2 separate regions of the Homo sapiens genome follow, and region 1 is linked to region 2. A link is an interaction called in ENCODE POLR2A ChIA-PET data of the cell type or tissue named here. Cell type or tissue: MCF 10A. All regions are shown on one strand. Region 1 overlaps LOC105378776 (a long non-coding RNA gene). Region 2 overlaps PDE4B (phosphodiesterase 4B).

Region 1 (5,000 bases), 170 kb before region 2:
ATTTTCAGTGCAAATCTCTGCCTTTTGGGCCACCCATCCCAGCCAGGCTAGTCATGGTGAGATCCAGAGTTGGGGCTAGAGGAAGGGGCGTTGTTGAAAAATAACATGAGTCACAATCCAATGGAACAAAAATGTCATTTCTAGAATATGATATTTAAAAAAAATAAAATGGGAGAAGAAGATGCTCACCTGGGTGTACTAACTTTGTAGCCATAAAAGTTACACAACTGCTGCTTTGAAATGCATACCATCTCAAGGAGGCCTATAGGAAGTCCTGCCCCACATTTTGCTTGCCTACAGGGTCTGCTATTATAGATGCAGTTAGGAGATTAGAGCTGGCCATTTCTGGCCACATCCGTTATTGCCAACCACTATGAGAACATTTATAATTCTGAATCAGGATATAAGAATGAGACAGGCTCTAGAACACAGTTTCTATCTTTGGCACTATTGACATTTTGGGTCTGATAATTCTTTTTATGGAGAATTTTCCTGTGCATTGTAGGGTATTTAGCAGCATTCCTGGCCTCTGCCTGTTAAACACCATAAGTAGCTCCCCAATGGTGACAAACAGAAGATGTCTTCAAATATTGTCAAATGCCCTTTGGGAAGCAAAATCATCCCCAGTTGAGAACCACTGCCCTAAAACACTGTAGGCAATCTTTGTCACATCTTCCACACATAGAAAAACTTTTTGTTTTGTACAAATGTTTTCTCTACAAAACCTGGAGGGTGATCTGGGAATAGCTCAACAAAGTTCAGTGAAAAAAATTGTCACTCTTTATATTTATATCCTTATAGGAAAAATAAAATACAAGATGTTTAGAAAAATATCAAATATTAAATTTATATAAAGGTTCCAAATAAAATAATTTTAAAAAATTAGAAATTTGAACTTATTACCATTGACATATCTTTTTACCAACAGATACCATATTCAAAATAGCTATGCAAAACTCTGAGTAAGACTTCTTAATGATGATTGTTTCAAATTCCTAGTGGTGTGTATCAACAAGAACCTTCATTCCCACAATAAGATAATTTAAAAAATTAAAACCATTGTTTACAACTATTTGAAGATTTGCAACATTTGAAATTAAAGAACCTAATAGCTTATCCTTTTCTTATACTGACAAGTTAATGTTTAATTTTTTATGATAGAGCAAAGGTACTTTAAATTCAGACTTTTATGCTATCTAGCATTCCAAAATAATAACGAAGGTCTAATTTGTATATTGCATATGCATTGTAAGAGCAGTTGCCCTACAGCTAGCATGGAAACCACTAAATGGACTTTTTTGTCCATCTGCTGAAGATGAACAGGAGTATCTGATATATGTGAAAACAGATTCTGGGCTATCACGTGTTGCTGGGCAGACCAGAAATCCCCACCATGTTTCTGCACTCACTCATCCCCACTGGCCACATCTTGGGCTAAGCTCTAAGCTTCTGGGCAGCTGGACACAAACTACCTACTGATCCTCAGGCCTTACCTAGAATGGTCTGCGGTGCTAACTGCTAGGATGGATGGCTGCTGAGATGCCCATGCAGTAGAACACCTACCTTCTTGGCTGTGTGCATTCAGGGCATTATAGTGGAGAAATGCATGGTAAATGTGACTCATGGTGCCCACTGCCTCCTCTAGGGACTATGAGGGTGGTCCTTGGACTCCTACACTGCTCAGACCAGTCCCCAAGAAGACTCTGATGAGGCTTCTCTTGGCTAGAGGCACATTCTGAGAGCTGAGGAACGCAGTAATTCATAGCACACCTATAATCCGTTTGTGGCACACCAGTGTGATACTACATATAAGCTAGGAAGCTCTGCCTTAAAGAATTCTGCCTAGCCCTAAGGCACCCTGTGGCCCAAAGAGAGGCATGACTCACCTCAGATCACACCCTCAGTTAATACCAGAGCTGGAACCAGCAGCTAACTCTCTGGCTCCAGGCACCACAATCATGTCGATTCTTCATTTCATGCCTTTCTTCCTCCCACTGATGCATTCACCACAAACTCCTCATGTGCCTCACCTACTAATCAAAAACATTGGCTGGTCCAGCACCTACCACAAGGGGAGCAGTGTTTCTTAAGCTCTGTGGTGCATAAGAATAGAACTTTAAAAATATGTATATTTAACTGCTGTGTGTTTGTGGAGAAAGTTGAAGCAGGAAGAGGGAAGAGTGAAGCTTTATTATGGGAAGCACAAGTAGAATTTCCATTCTACTCCATCTAATTTCGCTGGCTGAGTACTAGGCTGAATACTAGATCTTGGTGAGCTTAAAAGAGATCTAGAAACCCAAAGCTACAAATATGGAAGAGTTTGAAAAGCAGGCTATTTTATCTATAAAAATAGAAGTGATTTCAGATGCTAGAAGGGAGTGTGCAGTGGTTTCTAAATTCTAGTGGACATGAGAATTTCACCAAGAACTTATTTGACTTACTTATACAAGTAATTATAAATCAGTTGATCTGGATCAAAGCCCACAGATCTGTGTTTTAACAAGCATTCTGAGATTATCTGATTGAGAATTGCTGAAATAGGAATAAGACCTTATAGCTTTAATGCACCGTATAATGTGGACATTGCAAGAAGCTAAGAGGAAAATAAATTTTTTAATTAAAAAATTCTAATTTCTCTAGGGCAATTCCTAGAATATAAATATTGTAAATTATTTCCTAAAACCAAACCAAAAAAAAAAACAAAATTTCTCTCTGCTCTTCTCCTCCACTTTCAGTCTATTCTGAAGCTAGGAGAAGGGCTGTCTTATGTTTGTCCTTAAATGAATGCAGGCCATTTATATAAAAACCACATCATAAGTGGAATAACCAAGTCACAAGCTTTCCTGGTCGTGTAAGTCTTTGACCTTTTGCTGTGCACCCCAGGCCCAAATACCAGTGCAATTCCCCTTGTTTTGATCAGCCTGATTAGACACATTTGTGCTAGGCTCTGCACCTCATAAAAGGCAAGGTAGATAGTATTATTTTAAAAAAAACAGGATAGAGATAGTGTGCTAGTAACAGCTTTTATGAATTGATGCTTGGAGCACCTCTCTCCAGTTGTGAGAGAGCCATGACCCCAAGATACAATATGGTAGAGCCCAGAATGTGGTCCCAGAAATGGGCTTATAAACACATCTGACCCAGAGTTAATAATTTTCTTCTCAAGGTCGTTTTAAATAAATCTTATATGTATGTGTGTTACGCACTATGCTGTATATGTGGGGTGTCTGTGTGTGTGTGCATGTGTGTGTGTGTGACTGATTACTACTGCTTTACTACTGGGAAAAGGGAACATTAAGGGTTCCTAGCATCCATGTCAAGTACTGTGGTGAATATTCATATTTATTTTCTTATTTGAGCCTCATAAAAGCTTTGTAAGGAAGATAGAGGTGATATTATTCAATGGAGATTTATATATTTAACATATCATATAACTTTGAACAGGTTATTAAACTCTTCTGAGCTTCTGGGGTTTTTTTAACCCATAAAATAAGGAGATTGGCATAACCAATCTCATGGTAACAAGATATCATAATCAACTTGTTCCAAATCACAAAGCTAGAAAAGGACTTGAACCCAGATCTTCTTTCTCCAGCATATAATCTTCTAAATGGCACTGCTTATCAAGAAGGACAACACAGCTGGGCATGGCGGCTCACGCCTGTAATCCCAGCACTTTGGGAGGCCAAGGTGGGTGGATCACCTGAGGTCAGGAGTTCAAGACCAGCCTGGCCAATGTGGTAAAACCCTGTCTCTACTAAAAATACAAAAATTAGCTGAGTGTGGTGGCAGGCGCCTGTAATCCCAGCTACTTGGGAGGCTGAGGCAGGAGAATCGCTTGAACTTGGGAGGCAGAGGTTGCAGTAAGCCAAGAGTATACCATTACACCATTGCCCTCCAGCCTGGGCAACAGGAGCGAAACTCCATCTCAAAAAAAAAAAAAAAAAAAAAAAAAAAAGGACAACACTAAGAAGAGCTAACTCTAACTGGAAACTCACAAATTTTGTTCAATCCAGGGAAATAAAGTCCAGAAATGCTCCCTGCACTGCTGTCCCTCTGAAGAGCCATGATAGACTATGTGGCCCAAACACCTTTCTGGGCCATGTGCCAGGGCTGTCCTGAGGAAGTCCTATGGCCTTGGATATTCCCATAAAGCTACATACTCAGAGTCTGAGTGTCAGGATGTGGTGGGAGTACCAGGTCGGCAGTAGCAGCCTTCCTACAGGATGGTCCTGCTCAGCCACAGAAGGTAAACACGAGTCTGCTGGAATTTTAAGGCAACCACATCTGCATCCAATAAGCCTTAGAGACAGTCTTTTTGTCTCATTTCTTTGAGGATGATGAAATGTTGCCCTTCTTGCAACACCCAATCATCAGTTATAAATCTTGCACATGGCAGAACAAGTCAAACTGCAAATTAGAAGACCCCATCCTAGTCCTAAATAATTGTGTGATCTTGGGAAAGTCATTTGACCTCTTAACTGCACAAAGAGAATTTGCCGGCTTGATTTCTCCTGAGTGTTGTGTGTCTTCACTACCATGCCCTTTGCTCAAATTCTGTTTTTCCTAATACACTCCCCATACCCTTCTCTACCCATTGTCTAAATTCCATTCTTTTTTTAAGCCCAGCTTTTCAAGTTCACTTCCTTTGTGACAGTCTTTTCTGATCATTCCTCTTGACCATGATCTCTTCTTTATACCTATCACTGTAGTCTGGCATACAGAATGACAGTTTCAACTTTTCTGCCTTTGTGGAGTGCTCATCTTGGAATCAACATTAACTCCCAGTGACATCACATGGTGTCTCTTAGTGGTTTTACATTTCTATATCCCCCACAAGGCTTTGTACAGAGTAAGTATTTAATGTAGATTAACTGCATAATCTTTTCTCACAGAAAGCCTTTACTGGTTAAATAACAAAACTGGTATGCACTTGGATGAGCTGATTAGCTTCTGACATTTTCTCTGTTTGCAAAATAGAAGAATCAAAACAGGATACT
Region 2 (5,000 bases):
AAACTGAAGCTCAGAGAGTTTAAGAAACATACTGACACATGATTTATAATTGGCACAGCCAGAATTCAAAGCTAAGTCTTTCTGAACCCAAAGTGCATGCTCTTTCCACTATACTATATGCTGATAACACCTGCACTAATACTGAGGGCTGTTTTTCAGGAAAATTAAGAGATTAAATTCCAAAATCCTTAGCCTGGCATTCAAAGTCTTTGCTCTCTAGCCCCAACATCCTTTTCCCAGCTTATCTCTCATAATTCCTCATTGCCTGACATTTCATCTCAGACCACTGACTGGCTCTGTGCTCTCATGCATCCTGTACTTCTCTTTTGTAGCACTTTAAAATTATAGCTTAAATAGGCTCTGTCTAGTTAGTGTTCAATACATAGTTCCTTTGATTAAATGTAAACATTATGTGAGCAGGGAACAACTTGTTTACCGCTTGATCCCTGGCACCCAGGATGGTCCTTCATATGACAAGCATTCAGTAAATACTTATTGAATAGAAGAGTGAATGAATGAGGGACAGAGCTGACTCACACTTGCCAAGGCCAAACTTGAACACTTCTTTTTCCTTGAATATGTGCTGCCCCTTTCCTGCCATTATTCAGGCCATTCATTCCCCTGTCAAGGAAGCTGTCTCCACACCAAACAATCTACCCATCAAAGGTTAAGTTAAGGTTAACTTAAGGTTAAGTTACCCATCAAACCTTCTCCAAAGGATGCCATCCTCTTAGCCAAGAATGGTCTCTTTAATCTCTCATGGTGCTTTATTTGTACCTTTAGGGTCATTTCTTCATGTTACAGTCCATATTGGCACATATTATCTCCACTGGTAATCTGTGACCTGTTGATGGCAGGATCCAGTTCTGATCTCTTTGCTTACATACTCTTCAGGTCCCGCCATATTGCCTGGCAAATAGTAGGAACTCCAAAATGTTAATAGAATGTAGATTGAATAACCCACTGATGTGAAAGTGATTTGAGAACCAAATACTCTATATGAATATTTTATCTGGTTTCCTTTTCACATACAGTCTTGGTTCTATATGCCACTTGCTGTTCCTCGAACACAGCACTCTCTTTTGTTGCTGTGCCTTTGCACACATTTTGCTCAGTTGGATACTTTTCTTCTCTTTATGTGGCTAGCTCTTTCATATGTCCTAGGACTCTGCTCAGGCATCACCTCCTCAGAGGAGCCTTCCCTCTGTGAGTGGCCCTCACCTGTGTTCTGTAGTTTCCTGTGCTTACTGAACCACTGCATTGCTCATTCTATATTGTATTTCCCATTTTCCTGTCTTTCTCTTCAACTCATCTATGAGAAATTTAAGCAATGATTGAACATTGTGCACCACTGTAACACAGGGATCTGGCATAATATTTGCTATGATGGAGGTACTCAACACATACGCACTGGATTAATAATGCATTTTAATAATTTTATCTTACACCTTTTCCTGAGTTCCAAAGAAGACTTTTGTGAAAGAAGAAACTGAACTAGGAGACCCCAAATGTCAGAAATCTCTACTTTCTTTATAGCGTGTCAAATCACAGTGCCTAATTCTCTCAATGACTTCTTGGAAATTACTCATACTATACAAATTCTTTTGTCTCAGAAGTTAATTTTGAAAATATGGCTTTATTTAGAGTTGTCAATTCAGATAAGCATCTCTGTGTGGAAGCTTTGGAAAGGCAGGGACCATGTTTATTTGGTTTGTCAATTATTCATGAGACCTGGTGCAAAGAAGAGGCTCAATACATTTTCAATGAATAAATGACTTCTGCAAGCCACATGATTGCTTGTAGGGCATGAGAATGCCAGACAGAAAATTGTAAGGAATGCCAGAGGAAAGTGGTATTGGTTGCTCAGTTTCCAAAGTCCGTAACTTATGGAAGAATCATAAGAAGTTACGTGGCTGATTGCTGAAGATGGTGATATAAATAGGGAAGATAATATGGCCATAGCAGTTCATACTTTCCAGCCCTGAATAGCACAGTGGAGACAGAACTGGACTGTGACTAAGAAGACAGGAATCCTAATCCTGGCTCTGGCACCTTCCCACTGTATAGCCCTTGGGCAATTCACGGAACCTCCTAGTTTCTTCCTCACTTGAGAAGAGCAGGCAGCAACTAACATTTACTGGTGATTTACAACGTACTGAGTCCTGTGTGAGGAGTTTTACCTATGTTGCTTCACTTCATCTGAGGAAATTTGGCTAGGTTCATTCCAGCTCTGAACGCTAAACATTTTATGATCCTCAGTTAATTTAATTCACATGCCAAAGTACATACAGCAATAAAAGACATTTTGGATAGATATGCACTAAAAAAATTAAGTGGTTATTAGTTCTTTCCTGAAGATTACATACATGTTCATTAAATTATGCTTTGGAAGAATGTTAATACAAAGAAGTTACATTATTTCCTGATAGCCACAGGTGACATTCATGATGTTGATGACAGAGTCGATTGATAAATGACACCTATTTGCTCCCAGCTCCATCCCCTGGCTATCAGACTGCTGAATGGTGGGCACACTCACTTGCGCACCTGATTACTCCAGCAGTCTGTTTAAAGTCAGCAAGTGCTTTAAGAACGCTTATCTGAATTAACAACTCTAAATGAAAGCCATATTTTCAAAATTAACTCCTGGGACAAAGGAAGTGTAGGTTTTAATTTGCAGCCAAGAAATACAGGTCCAATCAAGCATCCCTCAATGGGATATTTCATGAAGGTGCAAGGAAACCACCTCAACAGGAACTTTGAGATTTCCACCCTTTGAGTGGTAAAGCACAAGCAGACAATGGACTGCTTTTATGCACAGCAAAGAGCCAAAAGATAAAAGAAATCTTGACTTATGAGAAGTATAGTTCTATGTGGGAGTTCCTTTTCCTACAATAAACCACACTAACCAGATGTCTCATGAAAACCACTCCTAGGACACAATTATTGCTTAAATGCTACATTCAAGGCAGGGAGTGGCACCCTGGATCTGAAGTCAAGTATATCAGAAAGGAATATCTGAGTTCCATGAATTCTACAGTTTCAGCTGTTAAGATAACTCTGTGTATATGTGTGAGTGTTTGTGTGTGTGTCTGTGTGTGTGTTCGGGTGGGGGTATGCTTTCTGTATGTTGTATCCATTCCTGCCAAACATTATTGTCTTCAGTTCCTTCTCTTGGCTTTTCTTTAGTTGTTTGAAGGTATTCACTATCTAGAAATAAAATGGAGTGCATTAAATGGACACTCAGTTTTCCAGCCTGCCCCTGCCAGACTGCTCCAGAGATGGCTAATTGATTTCATTGATTTCAGCTCCCTGATGTCTGAAATCCATTATTCAGGACTGAGTCTGAGCTAGACTGCACCACTCTCAACTCCCTTTGGTGAAGCTCTAGTGGTAAATGTGCCCTCTCTTGAATTTTTGTTGGTGACAAGGTAGTACTTGCAATCAGTAACAGGATCAACTCTGTACACATGGGTATGAATTTGAGAAAGATCATTAGATACAACTATCTTACCACTGGAGGCCTGCTTTTTGTGATAAGCATGGCTTGCTTTGGACCAAGGGTGACACAAGGGGCCGTGATTTGAAGGGTAGTCCTCAGCCAGAGTGTGGGAAGGGCTGTGCTTCAGCTGTGCTATGGCAATTATGGTCTTGGGGTACTTGGTTCCTAAAAGTTCACAAGGACCAAAACCCTCAAGGGTTTGGAAAGGCCTGATTATTGAGAAAGTTGTTTCAGTTGGCACAGCTTATTAATCAGCAGGGTTGGGCTGAATGTTCTGATACTACTAACAGAGGTAAAAAACCTTCAAACCCATGCTAACAAATAAGAATGAGAACACCACCACCCACCCCGCCTTCTCCCTAGTGCTGTGCAATGTAGTGGTTCTCAGTCCAGCCATGCTTAAGAAGCCTTTAAAATGTGTCCATATTAATCCCTTCCTCCCCATTGCCATCTCCATCATTCTGGTTTAGAGCTATACCCTCATGTTTAATTCCTGAAAATATTGTTTTAGCTACTGTCTCTGTCTTCAGGCTTTCTGACCTTCATCTATTCCATAAGTTCTTCCTAAATGTCTTTCTGTTCCAAAGCCTTCCAGGGACTTCTTCCTATAACCCAGAAGACTTAACAGGTTTGGCAAATGAAAAGAGCACTGCAGTGACAGTCAGGATTACAGGTTTCAAGGAAAACTCTGTTGCCCACTGGAAGCTGTACGTTCTTGCCCAAGTCATTTATTCTCCCTAAGTTTTGTTTCCTTATCCATAGAGTGGGGGTAACAATACCTTTATTTGTTCAATACCATGAATATCATTTATGGTGATCTAAGCTGACAACAGATATGAAAACCCCAAAGTGTTACACCACTTCTGGATTCAGCAAGAGAAATGTAACGATCCATTATAATAGCTCACATTTATTGAGCACCTACTTTGTGCAAGATGCTGTTTTAAGTGCTTTGCAAATATCAATTCATTTAATCCTCATAACAACCCTATTTTACACATTAGAAAACTGAGATATAGAGAGAGTAATTAGCTTGCCCAAGTGCATCATTTTCAAGGGGGTAGAAATGGGCTATGAAGCCAGAGGCCATATTCTACAAAGAAAAAAACATAGAGAAGGAATCAATCCTGCAAATATAATTTTCTAAATAATTGGTGGTCTTTCCTCCAACAATTATTTATTCAGAAGTTCATATATGTGATGAATTTTTATGAAGCACAAACTGTATGTCAGGCATTCTGCTATTCTTGGGAATTCAAGAAAAACTAAACCCAATTCTTACTCCTAAAGGGCACACAGTCTAGTGGTGGGCAGAGATCCATAAAGATAGTGATAAGGTTTTCAGAGTACTCTGGATCCAAATGAGGGCCACTCAGCCAGGTTTGGTGAGGTCAGGGAAAGCATCTCAGTGAAGGTGATACTAGAGATGGGACATAGACAATCAGGATTTGGCCAAGCAGACACTGGCAAGTGGAAACAGACATTTTAGGAAGAAAGA

Evidence for each region. ChIA-PET counts read pairs that join two places held together with the same protein. Peaks named below come from ENCODE experiments on the same cell type or tissue, not always from the same donor. Only the 100,000 strongest peaks of a DNase experiment are listed, where the experiment ranks them.
Region 1: POLR2A ChIA-PET joins it to region 2 with 21 read pairs; 12 of 35 experiments call an interaction of 5 or more read pairs at or near these places.

Annotation. Positions count from the first base shown.
Region 1 is chr1:66,433,590-66,438,589 of GRCh38, reverse strand. The region is part of intron 2 of LOC105378776 (a long non-coding RNA gene); the gene reads right to left. Among named protein-coding and RNA genes, the nearest start is that of SGIP1, 98 kb to the left of the region's middle. In MCF 10A, a CTCF peak has its summit at 2,059; a DNase peak (open chromatin) is centred at 1,959.
Region 2 is chr1:66,259,459-66,264,458 of GRCh38, reverse strand. The region is part of intron 6 of PDE4B (phosphodiesterase 4B); the gene reads right to left. Among named protein-coding and RNA genes, the nearest start is that of PDE4B-AS1, 210 kb to the right of the region's middle. In MCF 10A, no CTCF peak of the experiment used is centred here; a DNase peak (open chromatin) is centred at 2,078.